Regions from separate parts of the Mus musculus genome. Here region 2 is linked to region 1. Evidence: chromatin loops called from intact Hi-C (ENCODE). Cell type or tissue: heart. All regions are shown on one strand. Each heading gives the region's core, and the rest is flanking DNA. Links, peaks and the distances in the headings are about the cores only.

Region 1 (5,876 bases), core at 246-5,245:
GATATATTTTTCTAAAAAAGGAAAGAGTGCTTTTATGGAAAATGATGGTTGGCAGTTCTCTTCAGCAGTAGACTGCTTTTGCAAAAAAAGAAGAGTTTTCCTATATTATAGAATAAGAAAGTATGAATTCAGGTAGGGCCAGTGACACGCTTGGGCCAGGCTGACAAAGGTGCCTTGTACCAAGCTTGAAGATGTGAGCTCTGTCTCTAGCACCCATATGGTGAAAGGATAGAGTCCACATCTGAAAGTTGTCCTTTGACCTCTAGGTGTGGAGGGTGTCCTGCACACACATACATACCACATGCATGCACCCAAAATTAAGTAAATTAATAAAATAATAAGAATTCAAACAAACAGTAATGGTGATTGGCATCCTTATTGCTTACCTGAAGACATTTAGCCACAATAGGCTTCTTTGCAGGATGCCCACTTAAGAACAGAGACAGACTGGCACTGCGGGCACTTTTGCAATGCTTAAGTGTTTTGCTTTAATGTGTGCACTGAACAAGCACATTAAAATATCATCTGGGGTTCACAGCTATGCGCGATGTGCTTTATTAGGCTTTAAAAATTGGCGCACTATCTTGAAAGTACACAGAACTGCATTTGGCAAACACCTAAACCAGATGACAAGCAGATAATGCTGACTTTTAGGGACTTTAAGGGATAAGGGTTATACCAATATCCTTAGTATATTGAATGGTAATTCAGAGAAAACTATGACAAAATTCTGAGACGATTTGGAGACTGATTTTATAGCTACATAAGCCATTATTATACAAGGGCAAAAATATAAGAATGTGCATGACTCTAGCCAGAGAGCAGCAGAACTGAATAAAACACATTATCTGAGGCCTTGCCTGTACATGCCTAGGCATACATAGGCATACACTTGCACACGGCAATGTATTCACCAAGTACATGTTTGAATCTGAATACCATCAGTAGCCATCATTTCCCAGAAGAGGAACTGGTCATAAATACCTATCATCAGCGGTGGTGTTGGTCAGACTTGCCTAGCACAGCAGGCTGTCAGAGAATTGGTGAAATCATCAGAATATCTCATGATTCAAAATTAGATTATAGAGAACATTTTAGAATACACTGTAGAAAACAGTCAGATGAGGGGGTGGCAATAAAAAATATGCCCTCTGTCATTCTCTCCAGTTTCTAATTACTCATGCTTTCATGAGGTTTAAAAATATCAACTATAAAATACAATTGTTACAGAGATGCTGACAGAGCTTAAATCCATGAGAGCTTAAGATCAAACATGAATTCATTCAACATTCATGGCTTTCATTATAGTTTGGATCATAATTCTCCCCTATGTTCTGTCTCCTGTGTTAAAGGCTCGTGGCACTGCTGGGAGATAGGTATTGGAATCTTTAAGAGGGACAGAAGTAGGTAGATCTCTGAGTTTAAGTCCAGCTTGGTCTACAGAGCAAGTTTCAGGGTAGCAAGGGCTACACAGAGTAATACTGCCTGAAGCAGCAGCAGCAACAACAACAAACCAAAAAAAAAAAAAAAAAACAACAACAACAAAAAGAAATAAAAAAAATAAGTTCATCCTTAAGAGTTAAAATCTAAATGTTTATTCTAGTATAGTCAAAAAATGTTTCATTTCTTCATGAGTGTTAATCTAGTTGAACATGAACATATGATGGTGTCTATGAAAACTGACCTCTAGCCAGTTTAAGCTTGGCTCACCGTTTTGCAGACTTTAGTCCCTAGCTGGCTGCCCTCATAGAGTTTGGACTTCTGGAAAGGCAGTGGTACAGGGAAGAGTAAGCTAAGAATCAAAGAAGAGCAATGAGGGTCTTCATCCCTTTCTGTGGCCTAAATGGATCACTTAAGACCACCTACTGAGTCTCATCTTTCAAGGTTTCTACCACTTCAACAGTGTAAGTCTGGGAACTAAATTTCTGCTCTATGGGCCTTTGGGGGAAGCATTTAGATCTAAAGTAAAGACTGTATGCCCTATTAAGTGTGTCTAACCTGTGGCACAGGGCCACATACATTTTAGGATAGCTGTGACTGTGGTCCAACATGTTTGCAAATAACAATGTCATGCTTCAGCATCATAATCTTGGACAGCCCTGCCTGTTAGGGCTGTGTACAGTATTTCATTAATCTTTCTACTAACTGCACAACATAAATAAGTCATAGCATGCAGGTGACTGAACAGAGTCAGTGACATGAAGGAATCTATACTAGGTTGCGTAGCTATCAGGTGTAAGACCAGAGGTTTGAGTTTAGGTGACTAGATTCCTGAGTTCAAGTTTACTTCACTCTGATTATCCAATATAACTTTTTTCTTGATCAAAAGAAGTGACATTAAGCAATACTCTAGTCAACTTTGCAACTTTTTTTTTCTAGTTCTTCCCACTATAACAAACCCCTAAAGTCTTTATAACTTTGTCACATATTCAGAATCTAGTGATGTTTCATTGTTGGATCTCATACCTTCTGTAGAGTTCTATTTCAGGTTAGCTACTGCAATACTACAGTCCAGCACAGTAGACTTTATAACCAGTAAAGTAGTAAGAATCTGTAGGGCCCAATCCCAGAAAGAAACCAAGAGCTAGTCCCTGGGTCTGTAGAAATACTATGCTGTCTTCTCCTTCCTGAGGAAGTCAGAGATTCTGCTGGCCACATGTTTGCATGTGATTCTGTGGGCACTGTGGCTATCAAGGGCGGGGTCGCCTGAGTTGGACGATCTGCTGTTAGCTGAAGCTGGAACTGCTTAGGACGCTGTGTGAGTCAGAGGGCTTTGAACTACGGACTTATTCTAGCAGCTGCTTTTCATTAAAGCAGCCTGGCCTGCATGGGTTCTGGCAGGTCAGCTGTTCAGAAAGCTCCCAATTCTTTGGAAATGTTCAGACTTTCCCAAGCTTTTGCTCAGCATCTTGGATTTTGTTCTCATTTCCATTTTTTTCAGATTTATAATCGCTTGGATACAAATTGCTGCGGATTCCGACCTCGAAAGGAAGATGCCTGTATACAGAATGGACTGCGGTCGAACTGTGAGGACCAAACTTCTGTGACGTTAGCACACATTATCCAGAGAAAGAATGACCCAAGGCATTTGGTCTTCATAAACAATAAGGGCTTCTTTGATAGAAGCGAAGATAACTTAAACTTTAAGTTGTTAGAAGGCATCCGAGAGTAAGTTTTGTGTTCATTGTGGGAAGCCTATCTCACTCTCTAGAGTGTTCTGAAATTCTCTGTGTAGCTCAGACTTTTCTGAAACACACTGTCATTCAAGCTGACCTCAAACTTACAGTTCCCTTCCTGCTTCAGCTTTCAGAGGGCTCAGATTACAGGAAGGAGCTGTTACATCCAAAATGAAGAGTACATTTTCTAATACAGTGACATCTTGGAAGATCACATGTTTGTTAACAAACAGTAATGTTTTGTGAAGACTCACATCTTATGTTAGATATATTTAATTTCCAAAGAAACTCTAAGTGTGGGAATAGAGATTCCCAAGAAGAAAAATAGCATTCCAAGAGCAGACAGTACATCTATGAGCAGTCCACAACACCTACACAGCTCTTTCCACAGTCTGCCTTCACTGCCAGGTTCAACTTTCATTGTGAAAACCATGTGGGTGAGGTTGGACATGCGCAGGGCTGTCAGGAGTAGGATAATCAGATGGCAGAGGCTTTCTTATGAGAGCAGGGGATTGGACATGGCAGGAACAGTACAGATGTCTAAGTCTGTAATAAAGTATTTGGCATGTCAATGGAACTAATAGGCATGGCAGGATGTTGGATTCATGATTAGCCCAAGTGACTGTTATGAATATAGTAGGAAGGTAGGGCACCAGAGGACAGCTGGCCCTGTAAACTGGGTAGGAGGGCTTTTGAGTACTCAGAAGTCTTATTGGCAGACAGCCTGTGGGACTGGATCTTGAAAACTACAAAGGAGGGGCTGCGGGAGGCGAGACAAAGAAGAGCTGTTGTACTCAAGATTGGCCCAAAACTCAGAGATGACCCAAATCATTTGGGAGACATTTGGTAGGACCTAGAGTGGATGCAGAGTAAAGAGGGAGGTAGCATGAAGCTAAAGGAGATAGTGCTATACTGGGGAAGTAAGAACACAGTGGGTCTCATGGCATTTGGGGATAGCGGAGACTCTTACAGATGGCCTCTGGTGGGGGAGCAGGGGGGAGGGTGTTGGGGAGCCAGGGGAGAAGGACTCAGGTTTCTTTAAGGGACTAGCCATGGGAAGTTTGACCATGCTCCAGTGAGTATATGGGTAACACAAATTGGATTTTCTTTCATTTGCTTCTTCCATTTTTGGGGAGGCGGGGAAGTTCACAAGGGTGGGAGGGCAGAGCTGGAAGGATTGGGAAGTGAGTGTGATCCTGGTGCGTGCTGTAGAATTCCCAACGAATCAATAAAAATACTATGTTGAAAAAAACAAGTGCAGCAGGACCTGGCTACAAAGCCTGATCAGTCCCACCTCAGTTATGGAAGTCATGAGTAAATCTCACAGCCAGTAGAGCCACCCTCATAATAACCCCAGGGAACTAGGTTCCATTGGAAGCTTAAGAGCCCACAAAATAGCCATAGCCACCCCCTAAGAGCCAAACACCTGGAAATAAGCCCAATATAACTGAAACTAATGGTAAAACTCAGCCCTTCCAAGCCTATGCCTACTGTTTTTTTACTTTTTGGCAACTTATGTTTGTGTCCTACAGTGATTACTCTTACTGTCATGTGGCTCAGTGTGTTCCATATCTACATTTCAATCATTTCCCCTCAACCTTTGTACTTAGATAAAGTGGATTTTAGAAACTCTCAACACTTTCCTGTGGGTTTTGAGAGTGCCAAGAGGGTTCTCTCCCCACACCCCCTCCCCCACCCCACCCCTCATCCTTCCCTGTTGGTGTGCTTTACAGCTCTGTGAATTGAAGGCAGAATACACTGGCACATTCTCTCTTTTAAATGCCTAAGCCAAGGAAAATTTATGCATAGGGAAATTGACATTCCTAAGACATCATTTACTAAATTGATATTACAGGGACTTTTCTTTGCAGAATTGAGAGTGCCGAGGGCATGCATCTATCTATCTTAAACATTCACAGAACTATGAATACTTTTATTTATTCTTTCAAAGAAGATTGAACCTTAACTGCATTAAGGGGTATAATGTGTTTAAGGTTAAAACTTCTTTGACTATATAATTCATACATTAATAAGCAAGAGTGAAGTCTTTGCTAGGCTCAGAGCCACACATTGACTATTTCCCTTAACCAATGCAATGTAAGAGCCCTTAGCAGAGCAATGGCTTGTTTTCTTTTATGAACAGGACTTCTAGTCACTGAAGAGAATGGGAGTTTTGATGCTCTCATCTCATGTATTCTGCCTAAGCTAACTTGGCTGAAGGGCTATAGAATTAATAATTATGGATATTACTACATTATATAGTATAACATTAAGACATCGCCCACAAGACTGCACAGCACATGTTTTTAGGGGACCCAGAGCACACACTATGCCTTATTTAATTTCACACTCCTGAGATTCACTCTGTCCAGCTCAGTAACCTTTGGTCTCCAGCATCACCAGAATTCTTGAACCTGGGTCCCTAGTGTCTATATGTCCTAAGTATTGTCCCCAAGTGTGTCTTTAAATAAGTGCATGTTTTTGCCCTATAATTTTATAGGTGCAACTATATTTATTTGAAAGTTACTCTTGAACCCCAGCGATTATATGGTATAACACTTCTGTGAGCTAGAGGAGGCCAAGCTGAAAGTGTTGCAGAATATAACCTATGACTTAGATTAGACATTTTCTAAGACCTTATGGCACTATACATGCTAGACCCTGGCTCTAGTCTTCCTACATTGAAAAAAAAAAAAAAAA
Region 2 (5,876 bases), core at 267-5,266, 58 kb after region 1:
TAAAAATGAGTATAATAAGAATCATATTGGCATAAATGATCAAGTCACTAACCACACCAGGAGAGAGAGAGAGAAAAAGAGAGAGCACAAGAGAGAGAGAAATCGTGCTGTAAAATAGAAGAATTAGCTGCATGCAAAAGGATTAAAGCCATGATGAAACTTCTTACTTTTAGTAGGAAGTAGGAAATACACAGAAAGCCAGATTATCTCCAGATGGAAGATCTAGTGAAATACTTGAAGACACATTTTTTTTTTTTTTTGGTAATAAAGTAATTTCAAATAAACTGATGGTAAAAGAAGATGTTACTGATTCTAGCAATTGACTGATCCAGAAAGAAATGTATTTGCTGTAGCTCTTCTTTATGAAATTCAGATTTATTTTTCTCAGAAGAGCTGGGAATAAGAAAAAAAAAAAAGAAGCGAGAGTTATAACCCTACAGATCAAAGAAAGTATAATTCCAGTCATAAATATATGAGGGGGAAATGTCAATGCTTGGAATTAAATATCTCATATGTAGCAAATGTAATATGACAGTAAATGTAATACATCTACTGATTAAGTGAATCTTTTAAAAAAAAAAAGAAAGAAAGAAATCTGAGAAAGACTAGGAAAAAAAATTACTGGGTCAGTTGCTGGAGTGATAAAACAAATCCCCATAGAGTTAGTGTCTTAAATCTATACAATGCTATTGTTTCTCATGATTTGTACTTGTTAGGAACATATTAGTAGTGTGGCTGCACAGATGTGTCTCCAAGAAGGTTGAGCTGTGGCAGTTAAGGGCTGCTCAACTACTTCTTTCTCTTTTTAGGGTCCTATAGCTTTTCTGTTCAGTCTCATAACAGGTGTGATTTAGCACAATAATTTCAAAGCTACATGTTAACTCACATGACAGATCAAGACTCCAGAATTGGGCAAAATGGAAGCCAAACCTTCTTCTATGTCTTCACCCAAAAGGTCATCCAGTGTTAATTTTGCCAGTTTCACTGGTGATCAAACAGTACCAAAAGCCCTTTGTGTTTCTAGAGCATGGGCTTCAGTTCTTCTCGATGGAATAATAAAATTAACATATGTGAGACTGCCAGGTGAGGCATTGTGTAGTTTCATGAAAGGGTCAATGGGGTAGCAGGTTGTATCAAGTCCAGATTGGAAGACAGAAGCTAGCAGAAATATCCTGCTACACTCCAGACCAGTCATTCTCAGCTTGTGGGTCTTGACCTCCACAGGGATCACATATTGGAAATCTTGAATATCAGATATTTACATTATAACTCATAACAGAAGCAAGATTATAGTTAGATAGTAGAAATGGAATAATTTTTTTCTTTTTAAAAAATTTTTAATACTTTTTATTACATATTTTTCTCAATTACATTTCCAACGCTATCCCAAAAGTCCCCCATACCCTCCCCCCCACTTCCCTACCCACCCATTCCCATTTTTTTTTGGCCCTGGAATTCCCCTGTACTGGGGCATATAAAGTTTGTGTCCAATGGGCCTCTCTTTCCAGTGATGGCTGACTAGGCCATCTTTTGATACATATGCAGCTAGAGTCAAGAGCTCCGGGGTACTGGTTAGTTCATAATGTTGTTCCACCTATAGGGTTGCAGATCCCTTTAGCTCCTTGGGTACTTTCTCTAGCTCCTCCATTGGGAGCCCTGTGATCCACCCATAGCTGACTGTGAGCATCCACTTCTGTGTTTGCTAAGCCCCGGCATAGTCTTACAAGAGACAGCTATATCAGGGTCCTTTCAGCAAAATCTTGCTAGTGTATGCAATGGTGTCAGCGTTTGGAAGCTGATTATGGGGTGGATCCCTGGATATGGTAGTCTCTAGAGAAATGGAATAATTTTATGGTTTGGGGGTCAGTCACTACAACATGAGGAACTATATTGAAAGGTCACAGCATCAGGAAGTTTGAGAACCACTGCTGTAGACTCTGAATTTTCCTATAGACTCCAGCAACAACAAAGACAATACTCCAATAATCAAAAGAACTGCACGTTTCATTTAATCCTGTATTCTCTTTATGATTTTCAAACCCAAGCTTCAGATAGCTTTCTTAGCATGCTCAAGAGCCTACTGCAAATAGTGTAGCCACAAAAAAACAGATCTATTTCCAATTCCAGATGCTCTCAGCTGCACTTTGTGTCCTCTTAAAACAAGTTCATCACTACACTCATGGCCATGAAGGGGGAAGGTTTATTACCCATCAGCACTTTGAGTTGGAACTCAGCACTAGACTCATCAGGAAAAAAAAAAAACAAAACAACGTAGGGAACGTTCAGTGCAATCCTACCGGGTCTTTACCAAATTTTGTATCCTGCCTCTTCTACTTCTCCATGCTTACCTTTATCAACATCGTTTCCCAACCATTCTGTATCATTTGCAACCATTTTAGTTGAATTTTGACTGGCCTAAACAACATTTCTGACACTTAAGAGTTGGCCAACTCTCTAATTTAAAGGAGAAAAATACCAGCAAGCAAGACTTCCCTCAGATCCCCTCCCTCCCAGTGGCTTGAGCTTAACCCTTCTTCTCTCTTGTCACCCTGTTTCACATGCGCCCATAGATAAGCTCGTCCCTTTGCACTCTGGATCCCCACCCTCTTCCTGTCTGTTCTGAGAACTTTCCCTCTCACTTATGTCCGCTGCTTTCACCGCAGACCTCCCTCTTCTCTTGGCTCTTCCCCTTCCTTTTTAAAACAATTTCACATTCCTTATCCTAAAAATAATAATCCTTCTCCAGTCTGCTCCCCTTTCACTTAAGCTGTTTGCTTTCCCGGCTCCCCTTCAAGTCTAAAGGGCTTATCAAAACAGTTTACACTGAATGAATTCACCCCATTATCTCCAACTTGCTCCATGACTCATTTTGGTTTGGCTTCAGCTTCCCACTCCCTTTAAGTTGCTTTCAAATGACCCAACCCTGAGTCCAGCTCTGAAATCACTGAAACCAAGGTATAGATAGCTGCAAGCCCACCCCTTTGTAATGGATGTCCTTCCCGTAGCCTTCTGCTCAACTGCTACTAGCTAGGAATAAAGACTTTACTTGATTAGCCCACCAGTTCGTCATTAGAAGTATTAAGTTATATGGCTCAATGAAACACTGAGTCAAAAACAAAACAAAACAAACAAAACAAAACAAAACAAACAAAAAACAACAAGAAGCAAGAATTGTACTTCTTGATGAAACCCAAATGGCATTTAGAGTGCACATTCTATTTATATTAATTCCCACCTCTGTCACACAGTCAAATGTTTTTCTCTTAAGATCTAGCAAAGTCAAGTTCTGTCAGAGGGTTACAAATAGTAGGAAAGACTAATAGTAACGTATTTTATCCCAAATGTCTTTAGAATTGACAGCTGCCTCCTGCTGCTCTTGGCTTATTCATTTACTTAAGGAATGACACTGCGTTGCCTCCAAGTTTTGTCAGTTATGAATAAGTCTCCAATAGGTATTATTGGGAAGGTTTTTATCTGGACATACATTTCAATTCCTTTGAGTAAACATCAAGACACATAATTGCCAGACACTGTTTCTTTTATACAATACTACCAAATCTCTTTCATAGATGATTTAGGATGTTGCATTTCCCCAAGCAATGAATGGGAATCCCTATTGCTCCAGAGCCCTTCCTATGACCAGGGATATCGATCTTGACATTCAAATATTAAGATTCTACAATCGTTTCCCAAAGCCTAAAGTAGGAAGAACTGACATAAATGGTGACCAAATTAAGACCCCGTGCAAGAAGAATGTGAGGAATGCATGACAAATATGAATCCTCAAGCTGGATGTGGTGGCACACATCTGCAACCCCTGTATGTGGTGGCACACATCTGCAACCCCTGCATGTGGTGGCACACATCTGCAACCCCTGCATGTGGTGGCACACATCTGCAACCCTTGCATTAGAAGGCTGAAGCAAGAGGATGAGTAGACTGAGGATAGTCTGGGCAGTAAAACAAGAAAATAGTATCCTGAAAGAAGGAACATCTTTTGTCTCTAGATTGACTGTGGCTCACAGGTCATCCTGCCAGAGAGATACAGATTGTAAAATGATGAGGATTAGAAATTGACCCTGGCAAAACACAAATGTCGGAGAAGCCTGTTCTTAAGGCCACAGTTCAGCATGTCTGGATAGCTCTGTGAGCTTGATGCAGAATGGAGGACTCCCCTTTCCGTCAGGGGTTCCCTTTCTCTACCTGGCACTGGTTGGAAAGCGTCTCTGAACACAGATGCCTGACCTTGTTTGGAGGATGACTGTGCAGAGCTCTCTGCAAATGCTGCATGACTCAGCACACAAGTCCTGCTCTAGCTTCCCAGCCGAATGATAATTAAGTACTGGGTTCTGGCCAATCAGCTCTCTCCACCCTTAGGAGCCCTATATACCCTGCCTCGGAACACTAAAGTAGAGTTGTCTCACTTAAGCTCTGTTCTGAAGTCCTTCTATCAGACTCATGGCTGTCTGCACCCTGCATGATGCTGTTCCCTCGGCCCTTACGTGTAGGTGGCCAAAGTACATCCCCTACCCCCAGGAGAAGGGAGACCCATATACAAATATTTTTTTCAGATAAAGCAATATGTTCTACCGTAGGAAGACATTTTAATGTAGGGAAGAATGTTTCAGACTCAGTTCTGTGATGAGGACAAGCCCTTGATTTCAAGACCAAAGCATATTTCCAGGAATCACCCAAGCAAACAATGGCTAAGTCCTTTGTAGAATAACTAAGAAAAAAAAAGGACTTTGACCCCTTCATTTTAGCTAGTATGTTTCTTGAACTAAGAATTCACAGGGCAAAGTATATAAGCTAAAATTCAGTCTATGGCCATAAGGAAGCCAGTGCCATGTAGTATCTTAATACCCAAGTCACTTTAACGTATTTATGGAGCAGACCAAGACATCCAAGTAAATCCACATCTTGGCTGGGGTTCAAAAAACATCTGTTGTGACACCTTCAAGGGATGTCAGGACAGAGGATGAATTTCCCTTTGTGTCAGGAAAGCTAGCACTAACCCTTGTAGGAAAAGTTATAGAAAAGGAAAATGAGGAACAGAGGGAGAAGGAGGAGGGAGAGCAGAGGAGGAAAAGGTCATGTAACGTTATCAGAATCCAAGAATTATAAAAAGTGGATTTACATAAGCTGAATAAAGAGCCAGAATTACAGATACATTTTATTGAAAATAGAAGATTTATTCCAAAAGTCTTTCATTATTTTAGCCTAGTATGACCCATCAAATCTGCCCAGTGATTGGTCACAGCCTACACACTTGGGACTGGGTTCAGATCTAGAGATGCTTAGAATGTCATGGCATCGGTACCAGGAGAACACTGAAAGTCTGTTACTTCTTTCATGAGACCTCCTCGTGCAGATTCTCAAGCAGGTCTAAAAATGAATTGCAGTGGGAAGTACAGGGGAGAAGAGACAGTGGAGGCTGACAGCTTTCCCTGCAATTTGAGAGTGGCTAGGGTGAGCAGTCTCTCAGTGATGCAGCTTTTGTGAAGTCTGAAGGAGTAGCCGACATTTTTGTTCAGCCTGACTAGAGACAGGGAAGAAGATGCAGATTAACAACTATCTACAGACATCAAAAATGAATTCATATTCTTTATGAAAGTCTGGCATAATGAACTGTGAAGAGGCAAGATTAGAAAATGAAAGCTTTTAGGTTTTTTTCTTTTTAATAATGTAAATCTTTAAACAATCTATAATTTTAAATATGTGTGTTTTTAATATTTTATATCCTCACCATTCGCTGGGGAACTCCTCACATCCCCTCAGGGGACCAAGCCTTACTTTCCCACCCCATCTCTTTATATCAGTCACCAAACCCCAGAGGCCCTTTCTTCCTGAGAATCTGCTGCCCATGCCTGCTGAAG

The links. Hi-C counts contacts between places; a loop is a spot of excess contacts. Peaks named below come from ENCODE experiments on the same cell type or tissue, not always from the same donor. Only the 100,000 strongest peaks of a DNase experiment are listed, where the experiment ranks them.
Region 2: it touches region 1 in a loop (2.5-fold over the local background); 2 of 42 quality-filtered maps call a loop at or near these places.

Annotation. Positions count from the first base shown.
Region 1 is chr3:79,933,654-79,939,529 of GRCm38, forward strand. Gask1b (golgi associated kinase 1B) reads left to right here. Exons shown (of 4, transcript NM_133187.3): 3 at 2,942-3,168. Among named protein-coding and RNA genes, the nearest start is that of Gm36569, 50 kb to the left of the region's middle. In heart, for the core only: no CTCF peak of the experiment used is centred there; a DNase peak (open chromatin) is centred at 2,728; H3K27ac peaks cover 843 bases.
Region 2 is chr3:79,991,575-79,997,450 of GRCm38, forward strand. No RefSeq gene overlaps it. Among named protein-coding and RNA genes, the nearest start is that of Gm36569, 110 kb to the left of the region's middle. RefSeq lists an enhancer at 1-1,124. In heart, for the core only: no CTCF peak of the experiment used is centred there; DNase peaks (open chromatin) are centred at 2,747 and 4,287; H3K27ac peaks cover 4,191 bases.